Regions from separate parts of the Homo sapiens genome. Here regions 2, 3, 4 and 5 are each linked to region 1. The links are chromatin loops, found by intact Hi-C in ENCODE. Cell type or tissue: GM12878. All regions are shown on one strand. Region 1 overlaps MIER1 (MIER1 transcriptional regulator). Region 2 holds the start of IL23R (interleukin 23 receptor). Region 3 overlaps MIER1 (MIER1 transcriptional regulator). Region 4 overlaps DYNLT5 (dynein light chain Tctex-type family member 5). Region 5 overlaps PDE4B (phosphodiesterase 4B).

What was found. A loop is a pair of places that touch in the nucleus more often than their neighbours do. Peaks named below come from ENCODE experiments on the same cell type or tissue, not always from the same donor. Only the 100,000 strongest peaks of a DNase experiment are listed, where the experiment ranks them.
Region 2: it touches region 1 in a loop (3-fold over the local background); 2 of 110 quality-filtered maps call a loop at or near these places.
Region 3: it touches region 1 in a loop (4-fold over the local background); 19 of 110 quality-filtered maps call a loop at or near these places.
Region 4: it touches region 1 in a loop (2.5-fold over the local background); 36 of 110 quality-filtered maps call a loop at or near these places.
Region 5: a loop joins it to region 1, with 3 times the contacts of the local background. A loop is called at or near these places in 5 of 110 quality-filtered maps.

What each region holds. Positions count from the first base shown.
Region 1 is chr1:66,927,342-66,932,341 of GRCh38, reverse strand. All of the region lies in intron 2 of MIER1 (MIER1 transcriptional regulator), which reads right to left. Among named protein-coding and RNA genes, the nearest start is that of MIER1, 4.9 kb to the right of the region's middle. RefSeq lists a silencer at 1,570-2,389. In GM12878, a CTCF peak has its summit at 2,149 (motif pointing left); a DNase peak (open chromatin) is centred at 2,121; H3K4me3 peaks cover 2,444 bases; H3K27ac peaks cover 2,614 bases.
Region 2 is chr1:67,163,732-67,168,731 of GRCh38, reverse strand. It overlaps IL23R (interleukin 23 receptor), which reads right to left and starts at 2,278. Exons shown (of 11, transcript NM_144701.3): 1 at 2,191-2,278; 2 at 542-640. The coding sequence starts at 611. RefSeq lists an enhancer at 2,337-2,526. In GM12878, no CTCF peak of the experiment used is centred here; a DNase peak (open chromatin) is centred at 2,311; H3K27ac peaks cover 457 bases.
Region 3 is chr1:66,981,785-66,986,784 of GRCh38, reverse strand. MIER1 (MIER1 transcriptional regulator) reads right to left here. Exons shown (of 14, transcript NM_001077700.3): 13 at 4,867-5,000; 14 at 1-2,213. The coding sequence ends at 1,885. It also overlaps a transcript of SLC35D1 not described here. Among named protein-coding and RNA genes, the nearest start is that of MIER1, 59 kb to the right of the region's middle. RefSeq lists silencers at 2,012-2,212, 2,200-2,249. In GM12878, no CTCF peak of the experiment used is centred here; a DNase peak (open chromatin) is centred at 2,124.
Region 4 is chr1:66,762,607-66,767,606 of GRCh38, reverse strand. All of the region lies in intron 2 of DYNLT5 (dynein light chain Tctex-type family member 5), which reads right to left. Among named protein-coding and RNA genes, the nearest start is that of DYNLT5, 13 kb to the right of the region's middle. In GM12878, a CTCF peak has its summit at 2,423 (motif pointing left); a DNase peak (open chromatin) is centred at 2,417.
Region 5 is chr1:66,274,252-66,279,251 of GRCh38, reverse strand. The region is part of intron 7 of PDE4B (phosphodiesterase 4B); the gene reads right to left. Among named protein-coding and RNA genes, the nearest start is that of PDE4B-AS1, 230 kb to the right of the region's middle. In GM12878, no CTCF peak of the experiment used is centred here; DNase peaks (open chromatin) are centred at 891 and 2,841; H3K4me3 peaks cover 965 bases; H3K27ac peaks cover 1,850 bases.

The DNA of each region.
Region 1 (5,000 bases):
AACACTAAAAACCAAATAAAAACAAAATTCCAGTTCTTTCCTTCTTGCAGTTGAACAATCCATGCGTTCCCACAAAACATTCCATTCTCCAACTGATAAAATATTTAAGAAAACTAAAACATACATTAGAAAATATTAGGAAATGATTAGTGAATCAAAATATTTTTTTCCTTTATCTTACAATAACGCAACCATCTTTAATTTTTAAAACAAAAAAGTTAACATAATTTCTTTTACATATTAGATTTTTTAGTTCCCTCGGCAATAAAATTTATTTTTTAAAAACACAGAAATTTTAAATTTAAGTTTTTTAACTTAAATTTCTCTGTATAAGCTATTTTCCTTCAGTAATATCTTGCCTTAGTATATGACTACACACCTCAAAGCTCAAACCATCCTGAGCAACACCATGAAAGAAGAAACCACATTACCTATGTAGCACATTGCTGCTTACCCGATATTCACTGAAAGGGGTCCACTGAAGACACTAACTGACAAAATGTATAAATCCAGCTACACACAACTCCTTAAACATGAAGGAAACAAACACTTAAGAATAAGAACCTCACCAGGACTAAAATCCAGGTACCGATTCTCAGTCTACTGGAACAAACGCAGTCACATTTTGGGGAAACAGAAAGTACTACGTTCTCCAATTCATGTGCCTGGAAATACAATTCTTTAACCACCAAGAGCAAAAGAAATGAAAATAAATCTAAGATCTAAATTTAGTTGTAAATTAGAGATATTGAATGTTTTAAAAAGAATACTCGCAGCAAACAGTCCTGTCTGCTACAGCAAAATCTCACCCTCCTTCCTAAATCTGTTTTGGGGTGCCTGTGAAACCATGAAAATGGCAATTCAAACAAGAGAAATGCCTTATCAATCAAAATTTACAGTGGCTTATTTCAAAGGAGTCATAAAAAAAATCCAAATACATCATCTCGAACTCTCAGGAATAAAGAATACTGAAATTCTTCCACGGGTAAGGAAAAACGGAAACAAAACAAATCCCACAAAACTTCAGATATTTTAAACATTTTTTAAACTTCCAGTTATTTAAAGTTCCAGTAGCGTATACTTAGTTCCGATTAATAAATCAACAGCAGTTGTATGCCCGCCAACTGCGGCCCAAATATGTAAAATCAAAAAAAGGGGCTTTAGGAACTTGTTTACTATAAAACGAGCAAAAAGAAACAAGAAAAAGCTTCTCCAATGAAAGAAAAATTAGAAGAGAAAGAAGACAAGAATAGGTAGCCTTGATTTGGAAAGGGGGTGGGGGGAAGCCTGGAAAGTGAAGGTGGTGGGGGGAGGTGGAAAAGCAGCTCAGAGGTTGTACCTTGGGGAGCGGGAGATGGAACTGTCTGGATAAATGGGCAGACTCCCCCCAACCTGGAGGGCTGGATTGCGGCTGGCCAGATTAATTTATCCACTCTCATTTTACCACGATCATGAAAATTACAGAGTTAATCAAAGGCCGTCAGCCTTACGTTTTCCCCACTAACACAGACTGGATGTCAGTCGCAAATGGATGGGGGTGACGCGGAAGGGCGCAACAGCATCTCGGTTAGGAAGGGAAAAAACTTCGCAAGAGGAAGCAGCAGCTTCTCTCCTGGCCCCTAGCACCGGCCGGCGAAGTTGCGCCACAGGCACCCCTTCCCCGGCGGGCGCCCCCTCCCCCTCGCACCGCACTACTACGCTGCACTACCCTTCAAACTGCCCCCGAAGTCCAAGTACGCCTCCGCTTCCTCCTACCCCCGGACCCATCCCAACTAAGTTCCAGGCGAAGCTCCCGCCCAGAGAATGGCCTGTTCCGGACAACAGGTGGGCAGCGGCGCCAGCAGGGCCGGGCCTCTCCTGGCCAGGCCCACTCCACTCCTCCCCGGCCCAGGGCCGGGGGCGCCCGGCTCCGGGACAGGGAGGGGGAGCTCGCTCCCTTACCTCCGCCATATTTGCCGTACTGCCGGGTCACATCTCCGCGGCGGCCGCAGCTGGGTCACGGCCAGAACCCGGATGTGAGACTCAGCAACGGGACTCCGGCCGCTGCCGTCTCTGCCGCTCCCGCCGCCACTGCCTCGGCGGGAACGCGCAGGAGCCGCCCGAGCGCGCCCACCACACCCCACTCCGCCCCCTCGCGGCGCCCCGGCTGGGCTGGACTGGAGGGAAAAGACCAGCGAGCACGCGCCGGAGCAGGGGCGCGCGCGCGGCCCCGCGGCCAGCCCTCCCCGGGAAGAGCGGAGGGGGCGGAGTCAAGGTGGGTGTGGGAGGAGGTGGGCAACCGCGCGGGGCGCTTCGCTGGCTCCAGCTGATCCGCCACTCCAGGCGGAGGGGGTTGTCTACGGATCAGAGAGGTCAAGGAACAGTGCCAAAGGAGTCACATCCAGCATTGACACAGCAGAGGAAAAATACGTAATATTTTACATGTAGGTCGTTTTTGAAATGCATTTGCTGAAAAACGGATGTTGCTGTGATGCAACGGCGGCAAGAACTGTGCTTTGAAAGCGGTTATGCCTTGACAAATATTTCTCCATCAGTAGATTCCCGACAGGAAATGTAAAATTCTATATCCCCAAATCTCTAGAGAGGTCAGAGCAAAAATTAATGGAAGGGGTTATGATAGGCAGTCCGCCATCCTCATGTCATTTGCGTTTTCTCACACACTTCTGTCATGCCGGTAGCAACACAGTTATGTACTGAATTTTGCACAACTAGACAAAATTTAAAATACTGAAAATTGACTGTTTTATGGATATCATCTATTTAGTAGCATGGAGGGAGAACCTACTTATTTGCAATGCCTGAAATGCCTGTAACTTGAAAGTTTATTTTAATGTATTGGCCTACAGCTGCCAATTGGCCGTGATGCCAATGCTGATGATGGCCAGAACCAATGATTTCAAAGTAACTAACATGTTTCACTTCCATTATACTAAGGCACATACTGAATAACACAAAGGTGACATTAAAACAGTCACTAACATATTTTACTAAACCAGTTTGAAAGTCTTTATTTCAAAAGACTGGGATTTTTTTCCTAATCTTCAAGGGTTCCTCTTAATGCAGTTTCAAAAGTGGCTACCAAAATCAACCATTTAAATACGAGAATTATTCATTCCTTCCAAATAATGTGAACCAATACTACATTGCATAAATGTGTACATATACAATTTTTCTTAAAGTTAATACTTAACTTATAATGCAATATAGGGGAGGCTATTAAATTATTTATATTCCCTTAAAATTCTAGACTCTATCAAGCATTTTCCTATTTCCAAAGATTCAATGTTAATTTGAAACTGTTATGTCCAATAATAATCTGTGCATGAATAAACTGCATTTACAGATATATGAAGTAGCTGCTAAGTGAAAGGACATTACCTGGTAATTTGACAGGAAAAGAGTCCACAGACAGTCTGTAAACCAATTAAACATAAACATCTGATGCACATTTTCTACTGAAAGAAAAGCAAGGGAAAGAAGAGAAAGGAAAACTTTAAGGTTCCCAAATCTACAAACAATTTTTACCATTAACTGTACTGTACAGTATTTTCATTTTATTTTTTAGAAAACTTATATAAAAGTGTTTTTCAGGATTCCTTGGGGGAATAAATATTTTAGCAGAGGTATATAGTTTCTAATAGTTACCCTGTTGAATTATGTCAATCCTCTGGACTTGAAATAAAAATGACTTTTTAAAAGTGTCAGTTCATATCCAAATAGTTTTCAATCAATACACTTAATGAAAAGAGCTGAAGGCAAAGAACAATGGATATACATGGACCTGAGGTGGGTACAGACACAATTAGGGGCCTAGAGGTACAAACTCAGGCTTTATACCATGGAGATGAAGGAGGGTTTTCCATTAACATATGAAAGCTAATTTATGAAATTTGGCTACCAAAGGAAAATTAAAAGTGTTACAATACAAGGTACAGAAATAACTTGCTTAAGTACACTGAATCTTTGATTCTTCAGTTAAACTACCAACAGAAATCCCAACTATGATAAAGAGCAGGGGATCATAGTCTATTAACCTACTGAATGAATCCTAAACTTGTCAGGAAAATGGAAGTCTGAAACATTTCTGAATGGGTATCTATCTTACTGTTAAATAACTCTTTAAGTTTATTAATATTGTGTATCAATATTACTAGTTTTAAATGGTATTATTATTATTGAGGGAAAAAAACTCTCTACATTTTTCCCCTTCCCCTTTTTATAAATGTGGATTCAGTGGGTTTTTTAGGTTCAGATATTATAAAAAAGAAACAGCTCTAATACTGCAATTCATAGGTAACACATTACCACTGAATTCAGTATCCTTCCACTATTATTTTATTTTAGTGATACACCTAACTGTAAAATTTTCAGGAGCCACCTTACGGAATGAAAAGTCTTTCTCAAAACGCTTACTTACCCTCTTCAGTATTAAATATATAAAAATTAACTATTCACTAGTTATAGAATTTTAGTGTTGGATGGGACCTTAGAGATCTTTTAGTCAATTCTCTACCCTGTCAAGATAGTAATCTCTCATCATGCTTCTACTACCAGGCTTTCTGCCTATGTTTAAACCCCTCCAGTGACTCACTATATCTCATAAAAAGGCTGCTCTTTTCAAAAAAAGTTCAAATGTTTAAAACATTCTTTCTTTTATTATGCCAGAATCTACCTCCTTGTTGTTTCCATCCATTACCCTTAGTTCTTCAGCACTTTGGATTAATTCAACAGATATCTTCTTTGTATCCAAATGCAAACAGTTAATATTTATACTTGGGTTAACAAAAAAAAATTTATTTTTAAAGCCTATTCATACTAGAAGAGTTGAAAATAGGACATGAGAGAGCTAAAGGCATAAGAAAATGCACCATTAATTGTGTCTGCTTAAAATTATTACACTTTGTTATTTATTAATGTGATATCCAAAACAGTAGTTCTGTTGGAATTGTGTATAAAATTTTTAAACTAAAAAAGTGTGCTGAATTCCAATTTTATGTGAG
Region 2 (5,000 bases), 240 kb before region 1:
AAAGGTAAGATTAGAAATAACACTAGGCACTGTAGAATCTGAACCCCATTCTCTAGCTACTCAACCAATCTTTTGTTCTTTTTTAGATAAAGCCTACTTTTTTCAGTAAAGTTTGAATATAATGAATAAAATCATACTCTTGCCAATGGCCCACATAGTTACTATGTGCCCGGCACAAAGTAACTATCAACAAGTGGTTTGTGAAATAGAATTGCATCCAAATGTTTGACAGGTAATTATATAACAGTTATAATAGTTTGACAATAGAACATGCCAACTCAAACTAATAAGCTCCTTTGTGGAAATATCCACATGTGAGTAAGAGGGCTGTCTAGAAGGGAAATTTGAGAAAGAAATCCTGCATTTGGAAGGAGATTGGGCCATTTTTATTTCATTCTATGTAATTTTTATGCACACATTTTTTCTAGTCTAATAATATTTGTATTCTTCAGAGATTCTAACATAAAACCATGAAAATGATAATCACTCAATATTCCATTTGTTGAATGAAAGATAGCAATAGATACATAAAACACCATACCTCCATGACACCAGCTGAAGAGTATGTAAAGGGCTATTACTGCATCCCATTGAATAGTGACCTGATTCATGTCTGGAAGCAGGAAAAGACTGTTTCCCTCTGGAAAAAAAATATGAAAAATGTTTAAATTGTAGTATTTTAGTAAAATAATAAAAAGCATAACATTTTTCCCTAAGAATTATTGTATTTGATGGGAACCTTTGATTAGGGAGGAAGAAGGAAAGAAGGAAGGAAGAAAGGAAGGAAGGAAACAGAGCAAAGAAATGTTACTGGTATATTTAGGAGATATAACAAGAGATGGAGAAGTAAAGCAAATAAATGGAATTTTATACTCTTCAAAAGTCACTATGAATTAACTCAGTAGGGCATTTGATCCATTACAGTGCCTCCTAATCTAGCCTTTCTCATCAGAAACCTCCTCCTCTGAGTTAACTTCTTTTTTTATTTTATGTTTTAAATTTTTTTAGAGACAAGGGCCAGGCTCTGTAGCCCAGGCTGGAGTGCAGCGGCATTATCATAGCTCACTGTAACCTCAAACTCCTGGGCTCAAGCGGTCCTCCCAACTCAACCTCCCAAAGTGCTAGGATTACAGGCATGAACCATGGTGCCTGGGCTGAGCTAACTTCTGGTGATGAATTCTTCTCCCTGCCAAAGTTACATACTTATCACACTCCAGAAATACTAGTCTTTGATGAGCTAAACTTGGGAAGAGCCAAAAATTTCAGAACTCCCAGAGAAAATGGATTCAAAATTAAGAAAAGTGAAGTGAGATTAAGCAATATGTGCTCTCACCAGTGAGACTCTAAAAAGCGTTTCATCTGGGGAGGCGTGGTGGCTCATGCCTGTAATCCCAGCACTTTGGGAGGCAGAGGCCGGTGGATTGCTTGAGCCCAGGAGTTCGAGATCAGGCTGGGCAACAGGGTGAAACCCTGTCCCTACTAAAAATACAAAAATTAGCCCAGTGTGGTGGCATGTGACGGTCATCCCAGCTACCCGGGAGGTGAAGGTTGCAGTGAACCATGATCACACCATTGCACTCCAGCCTGGGCGACAGAGTGAGACCTTGTCCCCCGCACCCCCTAAAAAAGAGGAAAAAGCCTTTCATCTGTAGAGAACGCGAAAGGAACACGTTATAGAAATTCCTAATAATACCGTTGTTAGTTTACAACTAGAGTTACACTATTTGATTAATCAGTTACATGAATTAACTCATTTACTCAATGATCAACATTATTCAGTTATTTTATCTGTTTAATAAAACCTGAGCTTTTTCTATAAAACTACAAGAGAACGCAATGCATGGCTCATCATATCGCATAAAATATCTAGTAACATTTAAAAAAACTGGGGTCCCCTTGGCTCAGAAATATAGGGATCCCTTTCATTATTTGTTAGCAATAGTAATTCTTCTCTTCATAAGAAGCAACAGAAGCCCTAAAAATGTTCCTAGTTAGAAGTTAACTGATGGAAATATGCAATAATTATTATTTAAAGTAATGTGATGCCATATAATATTATAGATTCCCTTTTCATCAGTAACCACTGCATGGAATATCATGAGAACTTGCAAGAGAAAACAACTTGGCCCATGTATTTCCAAAAGGAAATATAGCTGTCTTTAAGTATTTGGATGATCGCTGCCTATTTACCTTTCAACCTGTTTGAAGCACATAATTCCACTTCAGAGCCAGGCTGCCACCCTTGTTGGCTGTGTCATGTCTTCTTTCCTCACTGCCTGCCTGTCAGCACTCACTTTAGATTTTCACTTCTGAGGTCAATGGAAATGTCAGCAGAGCCCTGACCTACATTGCAGACTCTTGAAGAGGAACTCAAACTGTCCAATTCGAAATGACTGGCTCTCGTGTCACTATTTGGGGAAATCCAGATTACTGAAAGTGAACTGTTTTGTCGGTACTTTTTTTTTACAGCTTAATTTAAAATGGTCTCATCCAAGAGGCAGAACACTTATACATGTTTTCTTAAAAATGTCAAACATTTTGACACCAAAAATATGACGCTTAGTTTTAATTTACAACCAGCATTGTTATTAATTATACACTTGTTTCTTTTTTTAGTTTTCCAGCTTTGTTGAAATATAATTGATGAATAAAATTCTACAATTTGATGATATACAACATGATGATTTGATACATACATATTTTGTGAAGTTATTATACAATCAAGTTAGTTAATACATCTCTCATCTTATTTAGTTACTCTTTATTTTGCAGAGAGAACATTCAAGCAAATTTCAAGTATGCTGTATAATTCAGTATTGTTAACTATGGTCACCATACTGTATATCAGATCTCCTGAACTTACTCATCTTATAACTGCAAGTTTATGCCCTTCGACCAATAGCTTCCTTTCCCTCCACCACCCTCTAACCTTGGTAACCACCATTCTATCATCTGTTTTTATGGGTTCAACTATTTCAGATTCTGCATATAAGTGAGATCACGCAGTATTTGTCTTTCTCTGTCTGGCTTATTTCAGTTAGCATAATGCCCTCAAGTTGCATCTATGTTACCGCAATGGCAGAATTTCCTTCCTTTTTATGGCTGCATAATATTCCTGTATAGCCTACAGATTCTTTACCAATTATTCCACTGATAGGCACTTAAAATGTTATTTCCATGTTTGGGCTATTTTGACTAACGCTTCATGAACATGGGAAGGCAGATATCTCTCATGGTGCTGATTTCATTCTGTGGGGGGACTATAGATCCAGAAGAGGGATTGCTGGATCCTAAGGTAGGTCTATTTTAATTTTTTAAATAAAATTGTTTTTATTTCACACTGTTTTCCATGATAACTGTACCAATTTACATTCCTAACAGCAGTGTACAAGGCTGCCCTTTCTCTGTACCCTCAGCAATACTTATATCTTGTCTTTTTATCATAGGCACCCCAAAAGGTGGGAAGTGATATCTAATTGTAGTTTTGTTTTTTGGTTTTGGTTGTTGTTTTTGTTTTTGTTTTGAGACAGAGTCTTGCTCTGTCACACAGGCTGGAGTGCAGCGGCGTGATTACGGCTCACTGCAACCTCTGCCTCCTGGGCTCAGGTGATCCTCCCATTTCAGCTTCCTGAGTAGCTAGCACCACAGGCACATGCCATCACACTCAGCTAATTTTTTGTAGTTTTGGTAGAGATGGGTTCTCACCATGTTGCCCAAGCTAGTCTTGAACTCCTGAACTCAAGCAATCTGCCAGTCTTGGCATCCCAAAGTCCTGGGATTACAGGAGTGAGCCACCACGCCCAGCTCATTGTAGTTTTGATTTGTATTTATGTGATAATCAGTAATGTTGAGTACCTCTTCATATACTTATTGGCCATTTATCCGTCTTCCTTGAAAAAAAAATCTATTCAGGTCCAGAATCGCCTGATGACACATTTCTTAGAAGGTATCCCAGTCATTAAGCAACATATGACTCCAACACTGTGTGGAGAATTGATTGAAGATGAAGAGCCCAGTTAGGAGGCTATGGAAAATCAAGAGCTGATTTTTGTTTTATTTTATTTTATTTTATTTTATTTTATTTTATTTTATTTTATTTTGTGACAGAGTTTTGCTCTGTTGCCCAGGCTGGAGTGCAATGGCACAATCTCGGCTCACTGCAACCTCTGCCTCCTGGGTTCAAGTGATTCTCCTGCCTCAGCCTCCCAAGTAGCTGGGATTACACATGTGCCACCATGCCCCGGTAATTTTTTTTGTATTTAGTAGAGACGGGGTTTCACCATGTTGGTCAGGCTAGTCTTGAACTCCTGACCTCAGGTGATCCTCCTGCCTTGGCCTCCCAAAGTGCTAGGATTACAGGCGTGAGACGCCTCACCCGGTCTGGTTTTTTGTATTTGTTGTAGAGATAGGGTTTCACCATGTTGGCCAGGCTGGTCTCGAATTCCTGACCTCAAGTGATCTGCCCATCTCAGCCTCCCAAAGTGCTGGGATTACAGGCGTGAGTCACCGTGCTCTGCCCAAGAGCTGATTTTTAAATCAGATTTTCTGGCCTTTATTGTTTTTGTTTTTGCTATTGAGTCATTTGAGTTCCTTATGTATTTTGGATATTAACCTTTTATCAGATAAATGATTTGCAAATATTTTTTTCCCTTCTGTAGGTTGTCTTTTTATTTTGTTGGTTGTTTTCTTTGCTGAGCTTTTTAGTTTGATATAGTCCCACTTATTTATTTTTGCTTTTGTTGCTTGTTTTTTCAGTGTCATATCTAAAAATATTTTTACCCAGACCAGTGTCAAAGAGGTTTTTCCCTATGTTTTATTCTAGGAGTGTATTAGACTGTTCTTGTGTTACCATACAGGAATAACTGAGACTTGGTAATTTATAAAGAAAAGAGGCTTAATTGGCTCACAGTTCTATAGCCGGTGCAAGCATGGCACCAACATCCGCCTGGCTTCTGGTGAGGCCTCAGTAAGTTTACAATTATGGCAGAAGGCAAAGCAGG
Region 3 (5,000 bases), 54 kb before region 1:
AATTAAAAGTTTTAAGTAAAACAAAAACAACAAAAAACTCATACTTCTCAACACTTCCACCCAAAACTTTGATTTACTTAGATATGTATGTAACAACAGTGAATGTACATTAAGATGAAGTCAAGTGTTGCAAAGTGGCTTTTAACACTGTTTGGGAAAAAAAGTTGTTCACATTGGTGAAGGGAAGCAGTCCGAACATATGTTAACAGTAATACTTCATGGGGGTAAGGCCTGAATGCTAATTTCTCAGTGCAAACCTTCACTCAATTACATCAGACAGTTGAGCCATTAAAAACAAGACCACAGAAGCTTTATTTTAAAAAGGCATTGGCTCTTGAACTGATGGCTGAAAAATGAACTGGAAGAAGCATTTGGAGTATGCCTGTGTGAGAAAAACAAGAATAATTAATATTTTATAAAAGTTTGGATATAGGTTGGTCTATCAGCTATATAAAACTACATTATTTAACAAGAATTTAGCACTAAAAATAAAATGGCACTTTTACAAGGCTATGCAGATGGATAATCCTATCTGTAATCACACAGAGCAATGATTATTGTGTATCTTATTTTCACTTTGGAAAAGCATTATCAAATCTGAAAAATTGGATTGTAACTAGAAAAGTTTGAAAAGTTTTCAAACTTCACTTTCTCTTCATAAAATCGATACTGCCTGCCAACAGTTGTTCCTTGTGTGTGCCAATATCTAAGTATCACTTGACCCCCCTCCTCTGTTTATTTAATGCAGAAATGGGAAATTTTATGATGCATATAAAAATAACAGGATTCTGGTCAGCATGATATATTTAAGCACTTAAGCTGACATTAAACTTTTGTCTTGCTTCAAAAATAATTTTGAAAATTATAGCAAATGCAAAACAAACTGCAATCTAAGCATCATGCTTAATTTCAGAATTCTCAAATTACTTGCCCTTAAGTAGAAATTTAAAAAAAAAAAAAAAAAAAAAAATTTTATAATCCTTTATGAATGCTTTAACCACCTGGATAAGAAATATGACTTAATTACTACACAAACACTTAAAAATTCATTAGAAAAACCTTAGCAAAATAAAATGAAAGCTGACAGACTCAGAATAACAATTCCTCTCATAAAAGTTTACCAACTGTACAAGTTAAGAAAATTATACACGCTTTTGTATTAAGAAAGGACAGCTCAGTCAAGACATATGTACTGTAAAAATCTTTCAAAGGCTACAAAGAATCTGGAAAAATACAGAATGTATTTCTTAAGCCCAGATAAGAATATGGAAAGACATCATTGATGTCAACAATTTTACATATACAAACCTGACCTGGTTTATTTTTAAACTTCTATATATAAAAAAATCATGCTAGCATAATTTTCAGGATTCGTAAGGGTTTCCTTAATAAAGATACTCAAACTGTTTGGTGAGAAAAATGTCTGTTTTAAAGACATTTCAAGAAACTCAGAGAAATTGGTATTAAGCAGAAATTTGGACTTGAGTTTCCCATTCATCCATCAAACTAAGCAAAAATTACCTTGTAGTGAAATTTTATGATTAATACATCAAATGAGAAGGTACAGATACATCTTTAGTTCATTCAGATTTACCAAAATTAGTAAATCTGAATGAACTAAAGATATTCAAATGAGAAGGTAGAGATATATCTTTAGTTCATTCAAATTTACTAATTTTTAAAATACCCTTAAAAGAGTCTGACAGCTTTAAAGTAAAAAAATCTGCAAAAGGCAGAATTATGAAACCTCATTTCCTAAAGTTAAGACTCAATTCAAATTTTCAAACTGCTTCAAGGAAATCAACTTTTTAAGGTAACCCATCAACCCTGAAAATTTTAGTCACACCAGAATTTACTCCAAAGAAAGTAAAATAGGTCTAAAATTTAGTCATCTGTGTTTTCAAGTTCTTCAAATTTCCCATGTGAGACTGCTTCTTGGAAAAATTCAGAAGAACCTGGACTTTCTTTTCCATTGCTGTTTACCCTTCGCCTTTTGGCAGGTCTCTCACTTTTTTCATCAAAATCATTTTCATTTCTTGCAGTCATATGGGCAAGTTTTGGGTCAGTGGTAAGGTTATCTGTTTCATAACCATTAGTATCCATATCTGCATGAAGTGGTTTCTTATTTCCACCTGTTGGTCCATTAATGTGTAACCCTTCAACTTTTACTTCCTCTTTGTTTAATATTTCACCTGGTCCATTAGATGACACTCCTAAGTTGAAAGAAATATAAATGAAACCACAATTAGAAAAAAGTTAAATTTGCAAACTATTATAAAACAGCTTGTAGTTATTGTTATCAAGGAAGCAAGGTATCAAATACATAGTCTAAATTCTTGCTCTATTACTTATAAGCTATGTCGCCTTAGGCAAATTATTTACTCTTTCTGTATCTCCATTTCATTACATATATACAATGAAGATCATAATAGATATTCCTCACAGGGTTGTTGTGAAAATTAAATAAGTTAATAAATGTAAAGAACTAAGAACAGAATTTGGCATATGTTAAAAGCATATTAGGTATATGTGACAGCAAACAAGCACTGGATCCAGCAGTCTAACTAAGCTGAATTAATGGAAAATGCAGTAAATTACTCAGATTTAACAAAAGGTTTTCAACATTCTAAAACCACGTAAAAGCAAGATGAATGCTCTTTCTTTAAAAAGCTTGAGTAAACTGCCATATAAAAGCAAGATGTCATGACTTTTTTATTCTTAATGTAAATCTATGGGAACTGTACTTTAAAAGATCACACAAGGCTGGGTGCAGTGGCTCACGCCTGTATTCCCAGCACTTTGGGAGGCCAAGGCGGGTGTATCATGAGGTCAGGAGTTCAAGACCAGCCTGGCCAATAGGGTGAAAACTTGTCTCTACTAAAAATACAAAAATTAGCCAGGAGTGGTGGCGTGCACCGTCTCCCAGCTACTCGGAAGGCTGAGGCAGCAGAATCACTTGAACCCAGGAGGCGGAGGTTGCAGTGAGCCGAGATTGTGCCACTGCATTCCAGCCTGGGCGACAAAGCGAGACTCTGTCTCAAAAAGAAAAAAAAGATGATCACACACTATTTACCTAAGTAGACTTAAATAATCTGTCATAATGTTAAAAAACTAATGCCGCACTATCCAAGCATATACTTGAAAGTGCTAAATTATTTACTTAAGTAAATACAAATTACTTAAAAAGTAAATACAAATTCTATAGTAGGTGAGAAAAGTAAAAGCAAAATTATTCTAATAAAAGAAAACAAAAGTTCATTTTAGAGTTGACTGTAAAATGGAATGCAAATTTTGGTGATAAGAAGTAAAATATAGGGTGCATCACTGAATAATTACAATTTAATTGCTTGAAAAATATTCGGCATAAAGGATGAGCCTCAAATACTGTATTCTGATAGAAGAAAATATTCTATTTTGACCAACTCAATGCACTCAAATCATGAATGCACATGGGGATTATGCATCATAATATATTGAAGAGAACAATTCTGTAGGAACAAGTCCAAAAAGCTAGCTGACGACTGTGATTAGGTCAAAAATAACTGTAAGATTTCAAAGTACTAATTAAAGCCCCATATAAAAAAGTAATATAACATTGGGATGAAAAGTTCCTTCCTTCCTTTGAAAAAGCTGGCAGTTTTGACTGTACGTAATGTTGAGTGGCTTTTGAGCTACAAGTAATTTATAAGTAACTTATGAACACTTTCCTAGCCTAACAGCATGTTCTCATCAAATAGTTTCTTAAAAAGGAAAAGAAAATGATTTGGTGTTAATATGTTAAGAACAAACAGGAAAAACAATAGTAGTACCAACTGTCTGCCTCCCTTGAGCCTATACGGTTAGTCCCAAGGTCAGAGTCTCAGCATCTTATTCTACTTCAGAATGGACGTGACAAACATTAGACATCAAGTCAATAAACCTTCTTGGACCAGGACATAGTTACTGGGCCCTAAGTTTTGTTTGTTTGGTTTATTCCTAGAAGTAGTGAGGGAACAGAGAGGGGTCATGAAATGAACTAAGCATATACACTCCAGCAGGACCAATGTGAGACCAAAGGTCAGAAGAGGATCAAGGCTTTCACAGTGTTTCTCTTCCAGTTTCTGTCAGGAAGAAGTCAGCTCTTCACTGGTACTCTCCTATCACCAGTTTCCTCAGAGGAGCTGGGGGTGGCGCTTATTACTTTCTTCTTGGAACTCTTTTACTTAAAAAGACCATTTAATCAAAGAAGAAATCAAAATAATTCTCTGGCTCTTACTACTGATCAGCACAGTGATCTCTGGTCCACTGTATATTTTAAACGGAAACACTATCTGAACCTCAAACAATTGGTATGCCTTTTTCTTCTCTTTTTCTTGGAGAGAAAAACAAATATTTCTGTAGAATATTAATATACAGGTTGATACCGGCTTTATCTTTTCTCATTATTCAAGGTTATTATGCTATCAAAGAGAACTTAAATATTCAAAACAGTGCACTTGTTACCTTACATCAAGGTATTTTGCAATGATCTGTATATCTCATGTGAAACTGCAGGGTTTTGACCTAAGAGTTAACATAAATACTTGTATCTAGGCATCAACCCAACTAGACAAGACAGGAAAAGAGATGCTACTGAAAAAGAACAAATTTCTTACAAGAAATAGTCACTGTTGACAGTAGGCTTTATTAAAATTACTTTTTAGTGATGTCCAATCACTTTGTATTCTGTTAGTATATATGTATGCTGATGTTATGTTTGTCTCATGTGTTATCATTTTTTACTTTCTGCTCTGGAAGTTTAATAGAAACCCAAACGGAATTTCCCAAGTCACTGCAAGAAAGTGTCCCTTATTATGAAGAAAGAGAAATGTTTCTCTGGTTGCTTACCATTTTGATTAGCAGTGCTTACAGTGCCATCTTCTTTCTCAGACTGGCTGTTACTACTGTTTGATGCAGTTGGGGGAGGGGATGGTGCTCGACTAGATGCAGCACTTTCACTTTCGTCTAGAAGACGATCCATG
Region 4 (5,000 bases), 160 kb after region 1:
CTACCTGGAAGTGGGATGCTACAAGTAATCAATAAATCATAAAACTTGGGGCTGGCAGTGGTGGCTCACGCCTGTAATCCCAGCACTTTGGGAGGCCGAAGTGGGCAGACCACTTGAGGCCAGGAGTTCAAGACCAGCCTAGGTAACATGGCAAAACCCCATCTCTACTAAAATATATTTTAAAAAATTAGCTGGGCATGGTGGCACATACCTGAGATCCCAGCTACTTGGGAGGCTGAGGCACAAGCACAGCTCGAAAGGAAGGTAGAGGTTGCAGTGAGCTGAGATCATGCCATTGCACTCTAGCCTGGGCAACAGAGCAAGACTCTGTCTCAAAAAACAAAACAAAACAAAAACCAGTAAAAACCCATAAAACTTGGAATTAGTTTTAGAGAGGAACTGGGGCTTTGAGGAGTAAATTTTCTATATTTTGCTGGAAACCTGGTAATTTTTTTTTTTTAAACTATTATTTTAAGTTAGGGGGTACATGTGAAGGTTTGTTATATAGGTGAACTTGTGTCACGGGAGTTTGTTGTACAGATTATTTAATCACTCAGGTATTAAGCCTAGTACCCAATAGTTATCTTTTCTGCTCCTCTCCCTCCTTCCACCCTCAACCCTCACGTAGGCCCCAGTATCTGTCGTTCCCCTCTTTGTGTTCATGAATTCTCATCATTTAGCTCCCACTGATAAGTGAGGACATGTGAAGCCTGGAAATTCTTATCATGCAGAGGTAAAATAATTAGTCTATTGCTTTCTGTGCCTTGGAAGGCTGACTGTGCATCAATTAAGACTATAACATCATAAAAAAGTATAGGAAATGTTTACTTTTTAAAACCTGTATTATAAAAATCTGAGATCTGATAGTTCCCACATTAGAATGAAATGGGTTAGAAAAAGGGAGAGAACAAAAAAGAAGGAAAATGTTGAATAGAAAAAATAAGATATTTATTCCTTGAGAAAAGAAAAAAGGAAAAGAGAAAATATTTAAAATGCTTGCAGGTATGGGCAAATAGCATTAAACCAGAATATGAGCTTGGCAAATTTTTAGAAATAAAACAGTTTTATGTTTTAAAATTGGGGAATTGCCAATATCAGTTCAGAATACTGGTTTAGAAAAACCTGGGCATATTTTCTATTGATAAACAGCTTCACTCAAATCCTTTGAAATCTTTAAAGATAAATATGTGAGATACCCAAAAAGTAAATTTATAATTTTAATTACCAGTGCCATATACCTGGCACAATACATTTTTGGGGTATATATCACAATATTACACATGGATGGGTTTCAGTTGTCTGTCATCAGACTTTCCCTAGTTTACAATGACAACCCTTCTAGACACGTGATCTCATTGTAAAGTGAATGCTACGGTTTTATTTTTTAAATATAAAAAATATTCTTGCTGTCTATGTGTTTTACCAGCTTGCTGGCATTTATGGAGAAAAAAATTCAATTGGCAAAACGTGTCCCAGAGAGTTATAAAGTTTTAGAAAGAAAGGTAGATGAAAAGTAATGTAATAAAAGAAAGTCTGGCGTAAACCACTGGTGAGAACACTTAACAAACTAACTAATATTATTGCAGATGGAAGAGTAACAACTTGTAATTCAATGAAAAATACAGTGAATATCTGAAACCACATGTGCTATTGCTGAGGACAGACAGCCTGCATACAGAAGTAGCTGCATGAAATTGGTCCAGAATAACAAAAGTAATCCTCCTTATTTGTACCTGGCTGACACTGGAAATGCACCATGCTAATCCAATAGTATGCATTCTGATTATTTGCAGGAAAAAGACAAAAAAATTATTTAAGAAGTTAGAGCCTGTAGTCCCAGCTGCTTGAGAGGCTGAGGCCGGAGAATTGCTTGAACCTGGGAGGCGGAGGTTGCAGTTAGCCGAGATCACGCCACTGCACTCCAGCCTGGGCAACAGAGCAAGACTCCATCAAAAAAAAAAAAAAAGAAAAAGAAAAGAAAAAGTTAGAACATATTTACTCTTTAATGAAATTCATTTTTTTCTTAAAAACATCTTGCAAATTTGCTTGCTGACCAGTCTTTGAATTACCTAGATAAACACAAGGCATGTCTTTTTATTATGACAGTTAGAGATGGTAACAATAATTTCAGTTAATTCTCATCAGCCACAATAGCATCTAATTATTATTGAGAACTCATTTCCATACGTTTTCAGAGTTATTATTATACCTAGATGTTTTGAAGCTGCAGGAAGAGATAATATTGAACGCATAACTGGCCTTAGAGACATTAAAGTAGTATCTTTAAAGGTCAGAATATCATCTTTTCCTTCTATTTGTAACTATGAAATGCCTGGAACCACCATGTTTATAAATATAGTATCATTTAAGTGTGTCTTCTTCGGAGGGGAGATAAGCTGTTATTAAATCATGTGCTGCCTCCCAGTGGTGATATTTCAGAGTGCACAGAGAAAAACAAGGTCTTCAGGGTATAAATTTGTACATTTGTACTTTCCATTTTTCTTCATTCTTTCAACAAATGTTTATTGCCCACAACATGTCAGGCACAGTGGGAAGTACTGGTAACACAGATAAAAATAAGAGCCCTTCTGCTCAAAAAACAGGATGTAGAATGAGATTAAATATGCATAGAAACTCCTTTACTTGGGAACTTTCCACCTAAGACTATCCATGGATATTTTTATGAGTGTTATGCTCAAGAGCAAAGCATACCAACTTGTCCCCAGCAGTAGATGATGTTATTTGTCTGGTAAGGTAAGTTAGTTTTGCAGTTATTTAGTTTATTCCAAATTTGCTGGATTTTTATGTACAGGCATATCTCATTTATTGTGACTCACTTTATTCTGCTTTGCACACAATGTGTGTTTACAAATTGAAGGTTTGTGGCAACCTTGCATTGAGCACATCTGTCAGCATTATTTTTCCAACAGCATGTGCTTACTTCATGTCTCTACGTCACATTTTGTTAATGCTCACAATATTTTAGATTTTCATATTACATCTGTTATGGAGAGCGATGATCAGTGTTATTTTATGTTATTATTGTAATTGGTTTAGGGTGCCACAAACTGTATCCATATAAAGAAGCTGACTTAATTGATAAATGTTATGTGTGTTCTGACTTCTCCACTGACCAGCCATTTCCCATGTCTCTCTCTTTGGGTCTTCCTATTTCCTGTGACACAACAATATTGAAATTAGGCCAATTAATAATCCTACAGTGGTCTCTAAGTGTTCAAGTGAAAGGAAGAGTCCCACATCTCTCACTTTTAAATCAAAAGCTAGAAATAACCAAGTGTGGTGAGGAAGGCATGTCAAAAGCCGAGATAGGCTGAAAGCTAGGCCTTTTGGGCCAACAATTAGTCAAGTTGTGACTATAACTAAGTAGATTTTTTGTTTGTTTGTTTTTGTTTTTTTTTGAGACAGAATCTCGCTTTGTCACCCAGGTTGGAGTGCAGTGGTATGATCTTGGCTCACTGCATCTTCAAACTCCCAGGCTCAGGTGATCCTCCCACCTCAGTCTCCCAAGTAGCAAGGACTACAGGTGCACACCACCACACCTGGCTAATTTTGTTTTAATTTTTTGTACAGACAGGGTTTTGCCATGTTGCCCAGGCTGGTCTCGAACTCTTGAACTCAAGTGATCCACCCACCTCAGCCTCCAAAGTGCTAGGATTACAGGTGTGAGCCACTGCACCTGCCTGAAAAGTTCTTGAAGGAAATTAAAAGTGTCACTTCCGTGAACACATGAATGATAAGAAAGCAAAACAACCTTATTGCTGATTTGGAGAAAGTTTTAGTGGTCTGGATAGAAGATCAGACCAGTCACAAATTCTCTTAAGCCAAAGCCCAATCCAGAGCAAGGCCCTAACTCCCTTCACTTCCATGAAGGCTAAGAAAAGTGAGGAAGCTATGGAAGAAGTTTGAAACTAGCAGAGGTTTGTTCATGAGGCTTGAGGAAAGAAGCCATCTCTGTAACATAAAAGTGCAAGGTGAAGCAGCAAGTGCTGATGTAGAAGCTGCAGCAAGTTACCCAGAAGATCTAAGATCATCGGATAAGCTAAGATCATTGATGAAGGGGCTACAATAAGCAACAGATTTTCCATGTAGATGAAACAGTCTTATTTCAGAAGATGCCACCTAGGGCTTTTATAGCTAGAGAGAGGTCAATGCCTGGCTTCAAAGCTTCAAAGGACAGACTGACTTTCTTGGTAGCAGCTAATGCAGCTTGTGCCTTTAAGTTCAAGCCAATACTCATTTACCATCCTGAAAATCCCAGGGCCCTTGAGAATTATGCTAAATCTACTGTGTTCTATAAGTGAAACAAAAAAGACTAGATGACAGCACATCTGTTTTACGGCATAGTTTCTTGAATATTTTAAGCCCACTGTTGAGACCTACTGCTCTGAAAAAGAGATTCCTTTTAAAATATTACTGCTCATTGACAATGCACCTGGTCACCCAAGAGCTCTGATGGAGATGTACAAGAAGATTAATGTTGCTTTCATGCCTGCTAACACAACATTCATTCTGCAGCCCATGGATCAAGGAGTAATTTCGACCTTCATCTCATTTATTTACTTATTTTTGTATTTTTAATTGATGTATCATAGTGATACATTTTTATGGGGAACATGTGATATTTTGATACATGCATACAAAATGTGTAATGATCAAATCAGGACAACTGGGATATCCATTGCCTCAAACATTTATCTTTTCTTTGTGTTGGGGACATTAAAATTCCTCTAGCTATTTTTTTCCCCTAACCCCCACTAGCTATTTCGAAATATATAATAAATTATTGCTAACTATAATTTCCCTACTGTATTATTGAATACTAGAACTTATTTTATCTAATTGTATTTTTGTATGTATTCACCAACTTCTTTTCACCCCATAAATCTTACGATTTAAGAAATTCATTTTGTAAGGCTATTGCTGTCATAGATGTGGATTCCTCTGATGGATCTGGGCAAAGTAAGTTGAAAAGGATTCAC
Region 5 (5,000 bases), 650 kb after region 1:
AAGGAAGAACTTATGCCCATGACATAAAGAGCTATGATGCTTTTAGAAAGCAACATAGGACATGTACAGGAGGGAGCAATTAGGCAGGACTCATCATTTGAGGCTTTCCAGAGGGAAGTATTTAAATTAGATTTAAGGGGCCTATATGGAAAATGGTTTGGAAGTGTGAAGAGCATGCAGAGAGGGGTAAATCAGGGGAAGGCCTTGCTCTGTGGATGAGGAAAGCCAGACTGCCTAAACTTGTGATGAGAGGGAAGGAATAAAGGAAAACCAGGTCAGTGAGAACAGAGACCCATTGTGTTGACAAAAAGCATGCAAAGAACCCTTATTTTCCCCTGGGATATACAAGTAACAAACCAGCACACATGCACGTATGCATGCACACACCACACACACACACAAACACACATACACACACACACACGGCACAGAACTGGAACATTCAGAGAGCTGAAGGATTCATTGTTTGTCCGGGCAGGTACCCCGTGCAGCTGCATGAAGCAATAAAGGAGCTGCTGCTACTCAATGCCTAAAAGACTTCCGAGCTTACAAATATGTGAAAAGCTTCTTCCAGTGTTTATTCACTACACTAAAGGTGTGTGTTTACTTCACAGAACTGAGCCCTTGTTCCTTTGAGGCCCTATTAGCAATGCAGGGATGAAAAGGAAGTCATAGTGTTATGTTCTTAGTAGGATGACTGGCTCTTTTGGTGAGACTGTCCTTCCAAAGGCAGCAAATGGAGAACTCCGGAGGTTTAGCCTTGCATTTGCTTTCCAGAGAGATAGTCACATAGCCCAAGAGAATGAAAAAGCTCTTTCATGAGCCCAGTTTTCTTTTTGTGCAGATGGCAGTCCAGATTGGCATCACAGATTCTGAAACAAATTTTTGTTCCACGGATGTTATTTCAAGTTCCCCAAAGCTGTAGCAGCTGGGCAGCTGCAAAGTCATTCAGTTTCTCTGGCCCCATAAGCAGGCTCCTCCTTATCAGAATATACCCCAGTTTCAAGAAAGCCTATTTTCCCATGAATAGGACAGCAATCTTTCTCTTCTTTTAGTTACAATTTATTGCACTACCTCTCTTTCCTTGTTCATTCTTTTTTCAGTAAATATTTTTGAACACCTGCCTTGTGCCAGGAACTAAGCATACAGTCTAGTGTATAAACAGTCAAGAAAATAGGCAGTTACAATATATTAAAAACAACTAATATTTATTTAGTGCTTTATGTGTGCCAGCCACTGTTCTAAGTGTTTTAATTTTGCTCTTAAAACAATTCTATGCAGAAGGTTCTATTATTATCCCCATTAAACATGTAAGAAAATCAAGACCCAGGGATGTTGAATTACTTCTCTACAATCATACAGAGAAAGAAAGGTATTGAACTAGAACTAAGTGCAGGCAGTCTTGCTGCAGAGCCTGTCTTCTTAACCAGGAGGTACATGGAAGGGGCAGGAGCTGAGTATTATTACAGAGAAAATACAGGTACTGGGAGCATGTATGAGATGTCACTAACCCAGACTTGGGGCTCAAAGAGAAGTTGTGTATTTAAAATGCATATAAGGCCGGGCGTGGTGGCTCATGCCTGTAATCCCAGCACTTTGGGAGGCCGAGGCACGCAGATCACGAGGTTAGGAGTTGAAGACCAGCCTGGCTAACATAGTGAAACCCCATCTCTACTAAAAATACAAAAATTAGCCTGGCGTGGTGGCGCACACCTGTAGTCCCAACTACTTGGGAGGCTGAGGCAGGAGAATCGGTTGAACCCACAAGGTGGAGGTTGTGGTGAGCTGAGATCGTGCCACTGCACTCCAGCCTGGACAACAGAGCAAGACTCTGTCTCAAAAACAAAAAATAAATAAATAAATAATAAAATAAAATAAAATAAATAGAATGCATATCAGATCACGTCAATCTGTTTCTCAAAATCTTTTAATGGCTCCCAACTGAATTTGCAGTAAAATCTACATGTCTACCATGACTTACAAATGTTCTGCTTAACCTGGCATCTCTCAGTCTCTGTGGCTGCGTCCCTTACTGTTGTTCAAAGTGCCCAGTTCTCTGGCTGTGGCATCTCTGAGGTGTTGGTTACTCTCTCAGGACCACCGCCCCTCGATCTACCCCAGCTACTCAGTGTTCAGGACTCCAGTTTAAAGTCATTTATTTATAGAGTTCTTTCCTATCTTCTAATCTACTTTAGGCCCCAGAATGATAACAATAATAACACTAGACTAATGATAATGATGATAATGATAAATAGTGATAAAACTAATGATCATAATAGTTAAACACTAAATACTACTGGGTGCCAGGCGTGTTCTAAATGCTTTACGTAAAATAACGCATTTAGATATTGCCGCAACCCTAATGGTAAGTACTAGTATTATTCCCATTTTTACAGGTGAAAAAGTGAGCCAATATCATAGCATTCTGTACTTTCCTTCATTACAATTATCAAGTGTATAGTCATGAATTTATTTATGCATTATTTCCTGGGCCGTAAGATCTATGAGATCAGGGTCTGAATACATTCTCTTCATCACAGCATCCTCAGTGGCTAACACAGTGCCTTGTATACAGTATGAATTTAACACGTTTATTAAATACATTAATGAATGAATAATGGACGTGTGAGATGTATTTCTCTCAAGACTTACACCTTTGCTTACTACTTACAATAAAATGGATAGATGAGAAAGAAATTAAAGAAAGTCCTCTAGTATGTAATAATTATTAAGGTTGTTGGTAGTCCAGTCACTTCGCTTTCTTGCTATGACATTTTCCCCATCCCCTTCTTGATAAGCTATAACATCTGAGGTTTACAGTGGGATGGAGGCAGAGACAGTGTGGTTTAGACTGCAGAGGAAAGAGCATGGGTTTTCAAGAAATACAGATCTAGCTTTCAGTTCTGATTCTATCACTAACTTTGTGGTCTTGAGTGAGCCCCACATACTTCCTGAATCTTCTTTTTCCAAATATGTGAAATAGGGGCAATAATATACGCAAAGAAGTTTAGTTTGGAGAATTAGGTGACGTGATATATTCAAAGGGGCTAGCACTGTGCCTGGCACATACCAGAAATGGAATAAGCACTAGCCCCTTACCTTTCCTGAAATCAGAGGCACACATGTGGGCTTTGGACATTATCTAGTTTATTAGACCAGCAGTGCTAGCCAGACTAGACCCTAGAAATTTGAAGCCCCAAATACAACTGAGGGGGCAGAGAGAAAATAGCATTATCTGACCTGGCTGCCTGTAAGATTCAAATAAGCTGGATAATCGCCATGGTCCCAGCTTACTCTGTGGACACAGCCAGACAGGGGGTAGGAAAAATACAGAAAACTCCAAGGGGTCGCTTTTGGTGCTTGTCAACAGCTCTGACTGGGAGGAAGTCAAGACAATAAACCAAGAAAAAGATCCAGTGAGTTCTGTTGCCTGTTCTCTATTTTGAGGGGACAGTCCCTGCTTTGTTTCCCTCCTCTTGGGTGAAAGGCTGTTCCCTGAAATGCTCCTGGCTTCCGAGAACAGTTCTGGAGGCAACTTCATAATGTGCTGGCTCGGGGTTGATCAGAAGCAAGCAAGCAGAATTCACCCTGCCCCCAGGATCATACCCACTTGGGGAAGCAGGAGGCAGAAAAAGGAACTTCGGTGGTCCTCTTCCTTCCTTGTCTCTTAGCAAACTTCCATATTCATTCTTCTCTAGGCTAACTCCAACCTCCTTTTTTATCTCCCTCCCTTCCAATAAAGAGAGGAGAATGGGTTAAGATGGGTATGAGGTTGCTTTTTCCTTCTCAGCAGTAATTGGAGAGGGTGTAAAGTTTTTCCCAAAAGGGCCAATCCTCTTCCCTTCCTGCAGACTCTGCTAGTGGGTTTTGTCCTCTCTGCAAAGGGAGGCTTTGCACCAGCTCCTAGCGCTACTCCCTGCTAAGCTTCCTGGGTTGTAACACCTATGCCTGAATAGGTGTGTACCAACCCTGAAACATGTATTTCAATACAACTTTGATGTGCTGTACAAGCTGTAATGATGCTATCATATAAAGTGGCATCCTGTCAGGCTTATGCAAGACAGGGCTTTCAGTTAACTAAGATTTGGTTTACCAGAAGTCCTAAGTAATTTGACAATCTTTTTTTGCACTCTGCTTTTAAGAGAAAAAGCTGTATTTAGGGGTGTCCCTTTATATTTGGTGTCAGCTCCATTCTCCCTCCTGACTTTTCAGCTTTCCCATGTATGAGCTGGAGAACTCTACCTTCAGCTCTAAAACTATTTCTATATAACAAGATTTCTATAGTCTCAGGAGGAAAAAAAAAGTCTTAAACTTCAAAAATTACTCCCTTCAGATGGTATTATTATGGAAGCAAAGTAGACCAGAACCTTCTAGAAAGAGCTCAACAGGGCTTTCTGTTGTGGTTCTCTACTGATACCAGAAGGCTGGGATCTTAGCTACCACACATTGGTGGTTTGCTATGTGCTGAGTACTATCTGAGTCATGTTATATAACACTAATAACACCAATACTAACACTGGGACTTTCTACATGCTTTATACATGTTAACATATTTAATCCTTACAACCAAAACACACAATTTCCATCCTAATTTTGGAGACGAGGCAATTAGGACACAGAGAGGTTAAGCAATTTGTCCCAAGGTCACAAAGTGGTGTGGCTGGAATTTGAAAGAGGCAGTCTGACTCCAGAGTCTTCACTCTTAATCACTATATAAAGCTTTTCTCATTTAGCCCTTACAACAATCTTAACATATAGAATATTAAAATGCCCATTTTCAGCTGGGCGCAGTGGCTCATGCCTGTAATCCCAGCACTTTGGGAGGCCGAGGAGGGTGGATCACCTGAGATCAGGAGTTCGAGACCAGCCTGACCAACATGGTGAAACTCCTTCTCTACTAAAAATATATAAAAAAAAAAAAAAATTAGCTGGGTGTTGTGACGCATACCTGTAATCCCAGCTACTTGGGAGGCTGAGGCAGGAGACTCACTTGAACCTGG